Regions from separate parts of the Homo sapiens genome. Here regions 2 and 3 are each linked to region 1. Evidence: chromatin loops called from intact Hi-C (ENCODE). Cell type or tissue: mammary epithelial cell. All regions are shown on one strand. Region 1 holds the start of LOC105373461 (a long non-coding RNA gene). Region 2 has its middle 68 kb from the start of LINC00954. Region 3 has its middle 11 kb from the start of OSR1.

Region 1 (2,500 bases):
TAGGGAGCTGCAATCAGAGTTGTGAATTAAATCACTCGACAGGCTATACAGCTCCAAACATATGAATAGAGAGATTCATTATTTTATAAAATAAATGTATTATTTCATAAAAGGAGCATTATTCATCAGGGAGGAGAGGAAGAATTAATGGTTAAAGCATTAACTAAAGTAAATGGTTTATTTTGAGGGGGAGAATAAATTCTGAACTCAATTTTATGTGAGCATAATTCCAGATGAATAAAGAAAGTATCTAGAATTGATGTTAATAAAACTAATTAAGAAAAAAACTAATTAAGAAAACATAAAGAAAAATAGCAGAAAGTATGGAAACTTCATGAGGGCAGGGATTTTTGCCTGTTTTGTTTATCGCTGTATCTCCAGCACATAGAGTAACACTTGCTGCATAGGAAGGGCTCAATACATTATTGAAAAGATGAATGAATGAATGAAACTTTTTTCCATTATAAATTTTCTGATTATATCCTTTGTCACATTTTCTACTAGGGTTTTTTTTCTTTAATTACTATAATTTGCTTTCAAAAAAAGTCTTCTTAAAGATTCTTAAAGAATCTCTCAAATTTGTTGTCTTTTCATTTATTTCATTTACATGCAAAAAACAACTTATTTGTATGAGGTTAGCCAACCCAGTCAGTTCTCTTTTATAACTTCTTCTGCTTATCATTATCTACAGAAAGTCCTTCCTGATTCCAAAGAGCAGTCTGATCCAAGTTATTTCAACTGGGGGGCTAGCACATCCTCTTCCTCTTCCAAGGCCAGGGCCCACTTCACAGGCATCTGATTCAGAAGATTTCCCTCCCTAACTAGACTCATCAAACCCCAAGCTTCCTTTCTCTGCTCACTCTTTTGCATAATTACACAGTGAGGTCATGTGTTTACCATACCATTGTTCCATCGCCATGGAGATGATGAGCGACAAAGCACTGGCAAGAAGCCTCCCATGCAGGATGAAGCCAAGGAAGAAGAGAAGAGAGGAAGGACACGCCCATTAACCAAAGGACCCAAAACATATCTCAAGGAGCTCATGAAGTCATCCTCATGCACACAGTTTCCCAGGTGTCAGATCTGTTTGGTAAGCACATAACCTTCCAACCCAGCTCAGCATGTAGCTGCACCCAACAAGCAGCCTCTGACCTCAGAAGATGAGGTTCCTGTCCCTTTTAACCACTGGGGCCCCTGATGTGATCCTGGGCTGGCTGGTGGCCTCTTGTTTTCTCTAAGAATATAACTCCCTGTTTGTAATCACTTTACTGCATCATTCTTACCCTCTCTTCTCCCTCCAGATTCAAAAATGTGCTCCCCTCTACTTCCAGGACAATCTCTCTAAGACAAGAATCTGACTGCCTTACTCATATTGTAAAGTTAAGTTAGTGAACCACCATTGTTCTAAGGGAAAACATTCTAAATTCCTCATGATCTGGCCCCTGCTTCTATTTCCAGCCAACTTCTTACCGCCCACTTCTTTGTGCTCTACTCCAACTATATTCTGCCTAGCGTTTGAAAATACTGCTTTTTCCATCTAAAATAATAACTTCCTTTTACTGATAACACTGACCTAGGCAGAGTCCTAAGAAGGTGGCCTGTATATCCTCTAGGTAAGGAAATTAGGGTTCAAAGTGGTTCAACAATTTACCTAGGGTCGTACAGCTTTTAAGTAGCAGAGCAGAGATTTGAATCCAGGTCTTTCCAACTGTAAAAGTTGTGACCCTTCTACTACCTAGGGTGACCTACCATCTTAATTTGCCCAAAACTATCTCAGTTTTAGCACTGAGAGTCCCACATCCTGGGAAGACTCTAAGCCCCAGTGAATCTGGGTAGTTGGTTTGTTAGGCCATTATTGCATTGCTATAAAGAAATACCTGAGATTGGGTAATTTATAAAGAAAAGAGGTTTCATTGGCTCACAGTTCTGCAGGCTGTACAAGAAGCATGGTGTTGGCATCTGCTTGGCTTCTGGGGAGGCCTCAAGGAGCTTTTACTCAATGGCAAAAGGCGAAGCAGGTGCTTGCATATTACATGGTAATAATTCACTTATTGAGAAGACAGCCCTTCTCTCCTTTAGCCCCAAGCCATGAGAGATCCACCCCCATGACCCAGTCACCTCCCACCAGGCCCCATCTCCAACATCAGGGATTACAATTCCACATAAGATTTGGTGAGGACACACATTCAAACCATATAAGTTGGCTACCCTTCAGCAACCCTTTGCTGCGGCCTTTCCTATTCATGCCAATTCATCTTTCACACATGAGCTCGCTCGCTCTCTCTCTCTTTCTCTCTCTCTGCCTCCTCCAGGAAGCCTTCCAAGACTGCCCCACATCACAGAAATATATTTCCTCTGTCCTGCCACATTCCTGGGCCTGCCTCCATCCCAACTAATCACCTTATATCAAAAAGACCTGTTTACCTTTTAATCTCTTTTGCTAGAGGATAAACTTTCCTGTATCTTCGAACCAAGACCCATTCATCTCTGTTGCCCCAGG
Region 2 (2,500 bases), 89 kb after region 1:
GAATCCAGGTCAGAGAAAGGGAGGTGGTGGAGCCAGTCTCGGATGAGTTCATGAGGAGGCAACGCTGGGGCTGGACCTTGAATGACAAAGGTGACAGCGACTGTTTATTGTGCATCTACTGGGCACTGGGCAATATAAATGCATTATCTCTCATCCTTACTAAAACCCTAGAAGATAGGAAGTATAAATTCCATTTTACTGATAAGGAAATTGAGGTCGAGATAAGTTCTCTGGTTGTCTGGTCTGTTAATGTCAAAGATAGGATTTGAACCCAAGTGCATCTCATTCCAGAGCCCACGCTCCTTCACTACACAGGATCTGGATAGGGAAGGGGTGCAGAGGGCAGCCCAAAGACGGGCTCCCTGCAGTGCAAAAGCCTGGAGGCAAGACCAGGGAATAGCCTTTGGTATAAAGGAGGTTGTGCATTGTCCGAGGACAGAAGCTTGTCTCTATCCTGGGAAAAAGGCACACTGCCTCACTCAGGCCTAGAGAAAGCCTGGTGGCTTGCTCCTCCCCAAACCCCAGTCCCTGTCCCAGGTTGTTTACCTCCAGTACTTATGGAAATATAAGTGCTCTCACCTGACTCGGAGGACTGCAATGAACCAGGCAGGAGCACACTCTATGAACCTTCTGCCCATCCAGCAGCATGCCTCCAGGGGACAACCAGCCCCCAGGGTTCCTGGCAGCTCATCTAGACATTTCCATTTGATGCTATGCAAATGGATGAGCCTGCCGCTGCCATCAGGACCACCACTCCATGCTGGGAGTTTTCATGAAACAGATTCCAAACCTGCCCTTAGGCAGACATGGCCAACCCCAGATCCCAGCTCCACCAGGAGATCCCAGCTGCGGGGTGCTGGAAAGGGGCAAGTCAGCACTCGCAGCTGAAATCTACCTCTGGAGTACAGTTCTTCCCAGAGCCACAGCACCCCCTGCCCATGACAGGCCTCTCGAAGGCCATGCTAACACCTGCCCACTTCTAGAAGCTGCATGCCAGAGAGGCTAACATACCCAGTTAACCCACAAAGACCCACACCCTGAGCCAAGCCACCAGCTAATTAAAACATTCTGTGAGTGACTTCCACGCAGATGGAAAAAAACTGAAACAACACAGAACAAAGGAAAGGAGAGACTTCTGTTTGGGTCCTGGCTGTCACTATACCAGCCATGTGACCTCTGGCAAGCCACTTATTCTCTGATCTTTTCTTTCTTATCTGGTAGTAGTAACATCCAACATTTATTTTTTAAATTTGTAGATCACAATGTACTTTTACATAAACTATTTTATTGAAGGTGATGCTCGCAAAACCTTGCGAGGTAAGAACTATTGACCCCGTTTTGCAGATGAGGAGCACCAGGGTCAGAGAGGTCAACCTCCATATTCAAGCCACACAGCCATTAAGTCTGGCCTGGAACCAGATCCCCTAATAGCCTGCCCTCCCTGCTGCGTCCACCTCCCACAGCCTACTTGGGAAGACGCTCCCCTGTGAAGCCTTCCCAGACATCTTGTCAACCATCATGGCATTCTCCCTCTCATCACTTCAATGTCTGGCTTTCTGCATTCTGATTTTCTACAGTCTGGAACCCTTGGGGCAGCTGGAAGGCTCTCCTGCAGGTACATTCACTGTTCACCATTCAAGCCCCCAAAATAGAACATTCTCTTCCGCCCGACCTCTGCTAGACCAAATGCCACCACCAACAGGTCCCCAAAGACAAAAAGTGGGAGAAAAACTTCTGGGCTGGCTGTAGGAATGTGCAGTTAAAGTAGGACAGGAAAGTTGAGAGTTTGATCTAGAAATAGGACCCTATATAGAAAAAAAGAAAGGAGGGGCATGATCCTATCGGCAACTGCCCAAGTTGGCCACAGCTGACAATACTGACATAGGAACACATTCTCTGATGTCCTAGGAGAGGGTGATAGGACCATCCAGCTGCTGTTGCACGCGCCAGGGACCACACCTGGCTCTGCAGCCCTCTGGGCATGCTGCCCGCTGGGTCTCGTGGGCAGTGCTGACTCACAGAGGCCAGACCAAGGGGACAGCCTGGCCCGGCTCTCAGCACGTCTGACTCACCGTCTCCTCCTGAGCCACTGTACGACATTCCTTCTCCAAGAAACAACATCCATCTTTTTTTTTTAACTGGCAGAAGAGCTTTTTCATGTTCTTGGGACTGTAAACCAAGCATCGAATTTTCCGCAACTTTTTCTAGTAAGTGTGCCTTGTGGGAAAGTTAAAAACAAGTCCATTTTTGGGCCTAAACATTGTTATAACTCCTGAGCTGCCTTAGTTTCTCCCGAGGTCGTTCACCTAGGGGACGCCAAAAGCAAGGATGTTTCAGAGATCGTTGATCAAAGTAGGCACAAGATTAGGTAGTCAGCTTTGCTTGAATGAGTGTTTAATATTTAATAGAAATCCACATGTCAGGCACTGAATAGTCATTGTGCATGTATTTCTCTAGGCCCTACCATAAGCCTGCAGAGTCAGAATTGTCATCCCTGTTT
Region 3 (2,500 bases), 340 kb before region 1:
TTACCAAGGGCCTCCCTTTGTTGCTTGTCTTCAGAGGGAGGACAAAGCTTGCATCAGGCAGTGATGTTCCAGGTACAAAGCCTTTCATAGACCTGCAGGCACACAGCAATAGACAGATACACCCATGCCTGGGCCTGGGGTTTGGATGATTGCTCTTCAGTGTAGCAGCTTTATGAAAACATTAAATGTCATTACTTATTTCTTCATGTCCAAAATGTATACTTCAACATTTTTTCTCTGTAGACAAGTGTCACTTTTACTGCAATCTTCAAGCCAGATGTTCCTGGTATAAGTGGTAACAGCTGCCACACTGGCAGGAGTGTGGCTCCAGCCAAGTCACTTTCCAAAAGGACCCAAAAGCCCTCTCTGTGAGAACACTGACATGACAGAAGAAACCCATACCTGGCCCGCCTCGAGCTGCTCAGGAAACCACTGTGAAGGCTGGAACAGGGGTATTTGGGGAGGGCAGTTTGCCAAACCGCTGGCTGCATTTCCCTCTTCCTCAGTGATGAGCTGGGGTCCTGGGTAGGGAGTGCCGAATCTGCCTCCTTTTCTTCAAGCTTCTTTCAAAGCAGTGTTTGTAGTGCCAGCACCCATTATCCACATCCTCATTGGTCTCAGGACCTAGCCATTGCCCTTGCTTTCTGTCATACTTGCCACAGTCTCTATGATCTTCAGTTGACATTCTATTGTTTTTGAATTTTGCTCAAGTTGCAGCCGCCTGGTAGCATTTATCTTCTCAGTTCCCTTGGGCCTTGGTGAATTCCTCAATAAGGTCCCATCTCAGCATCAGCATTTCCAGAAAACACAGGCACAATTTGCCTTCGTCTTCAGCTAAGGCTGAAGAACTTGATTCAGCCAAAAAATAACTGTTGTCTTTGCAATTTTGGCCCTCTGGCTGAAAGGTCTATTATCCAAGAATGCCATCCTACTGAGTAAGGTTGAATTTATAAGACACATGAATACATGAACAGACACACAAACACACTCTCTCCAAAACATAGCTATGGGTGGCTGCAGCGTGATGCTTTCTCCAAGAGATGGCGAGCTCATTCAAACAAAGTCTTGGCTTCTTCCCATGGGTGTGAGGCCAGCATTTAGTGGGAATAAATCACTTTAGGTTTTGAGTCTGGCTAGGTGTGAACTCAAAGGATGGAAAACCTTTTGGGGATGAGCTTTCCAGAAACCAGTGGCCAGCAGAGGTCACTTGGCCCAGGGCCTCCAGGAGTGGTCCAGCCATTGCCCCTCCATCCAGGATCATGGGCCTCAGCCCTGTAAAGAAGCAGCTTCCTCCCTAGAAAGACCAAGAGGTGGTGGAAAGAGACAGGCTTCTAGTCCATGTCTCTAGAACATGCCTCTCCCCAGCTACTTGTTTTTGGGCAAACAGCTTAACCACCTGAAACTTCAGTTTCCTCATCTGTAAAAACAGGATGAACACAAGTTCTATGGGATTATTGTGATTAATGAACTAACGTTTGTAAAGTTCGTGGCACAAAGGGAATAACTGATAAATCCTATTTTCTTCTGCAGACTAGACTGTGATTTTTATCACTTATTGAGCTGAAGGATCTTTTAGGAGAATTTCCTCCTCAAAATCAGAACCGTTCTCAAGCCTGGTGCTGCAAGTACAATAAGAACAACTGTGCCCATTATTACGCCAGTGTTGCTCAGTTCCAAGTCCACATTTCTACGCTCTGCTGTGTGACACCAGGGCTGGGATCTGCAGGCTAAAGTTTTCCTCTGTCAGATGACTTTCTCTTAGATTTTGCAAATAGGGGCATGGGAGCAGCAACCAGGGGTTGGCCTCTAGCGATGGACTTTCACTTAGCATCGCCAGTTGGTTCCAATCTTCAACTTCTTTCAGCACTCCCAGAACCAATCTCATCATGCCCTAGGAAGGTGCCCTCCCCAGTGGGGCAATAACTGTCCTCAGAGAGCTGAACCTCTACTCCATGGACTTCCTATAGACTTCCTGAGCCACCCAGAAGCAGCAAGGATGTGCTGCCTCCTCAGAGGGCTGAGCCCAGTCCTACAGGGTTCGTCCTCTGAGCTTCTAGATGCTGACACCCACAATCTTTGCCTTTGTTTCCCCACCCTTTCCCTAGTGCTCCCAGTTTGCTTTCTTGGACCAGTTTAACCCATCTTCTATATTAAATTCTCTCTGTTGAAATGCCTAGTGTGGTTTCTGTTGTCCTGACTGGACCCCAACTGATACACAGATCAAGAGTGCCAGTTTTCCTAGACGATCCTCATTCACACTGGCTTTCCTAGGATCTTGTCTTGTTTTTGTCCCAGACGCAATTGTCCTGGTTTCTGTGATAAATTGTAAAGTCGTTTAGTTATAGTTGTTCCCTTTAACAGGCCATGGTTGAAGAACTTTAAGCACCTGACATATTAGACTCCTTACTGCAGATTTCTATAAATTCTCTTTGATTTAGAACCATACTTGTATTCTCTACCTAGGAACAGAGTGTTCCTATTGATTGTTTAAAAAGAGGAA

The links. A loop is a pair of places that touch in the nucleus more often than their neighbours do. Peaks named below come from ENCODE experiments on the same cell type or tissue, not always from the same donor. Only the 100,000 strongest peaks of a DNase experiment are listed, where the experiment ranks them.
Region 2: it touches region 1 in a loop (2.3-fold over the local background); 2 of 110 quality-filtered maps call a loop at or near these places.
Region 3: it touches region 1 in a loop (5-fold over the local background); 2 of 110 quality-filtered maps call a loop at or near these places.

What each region holds. Positions count from the first base shown.
Region 1 is chr2:19,710,753-19,713,252 of GRCh38, forward strand. LOC105373461 (a long non-coding RNA gene) reads left to right here and starts at 941. Exons shown (of 2, transcript NR_188370.1): 1 at 941-1,090. In mammary epithelial cell, no CTCF peak of the experiment used is centred here; a DNase peak (open chromatin) is centred at 949; H3K27ac peaks cover 1,528 bases.
Region 2 is chr2:19,799,545-19,802,044 of GRCh38, forward strand. No RefSeq gene overlaps it. Among named protein-coding and RNA genes, the nearest start is that of LINC00954, 68 kb to the right of the region's middle. In mammary epithelial cell, a CTCF peak has its summit at 968; a DNase peak (open chromatin) is centred at 2,057.
Region 3 is chr2:19,368,509-19,371,008 of GRCh38, forward strand. No RefSeq gene overlaps it. Among named protein-coding and RNA genes, the nearest start is that of OSR1, 11 kb to the left of the region's middle. RefSeq lists a silencer at 920-1,214. In mammary epithelial cell, a CTCF peak has its summit at 1,030; no DNase peak of the experiment used is centred here.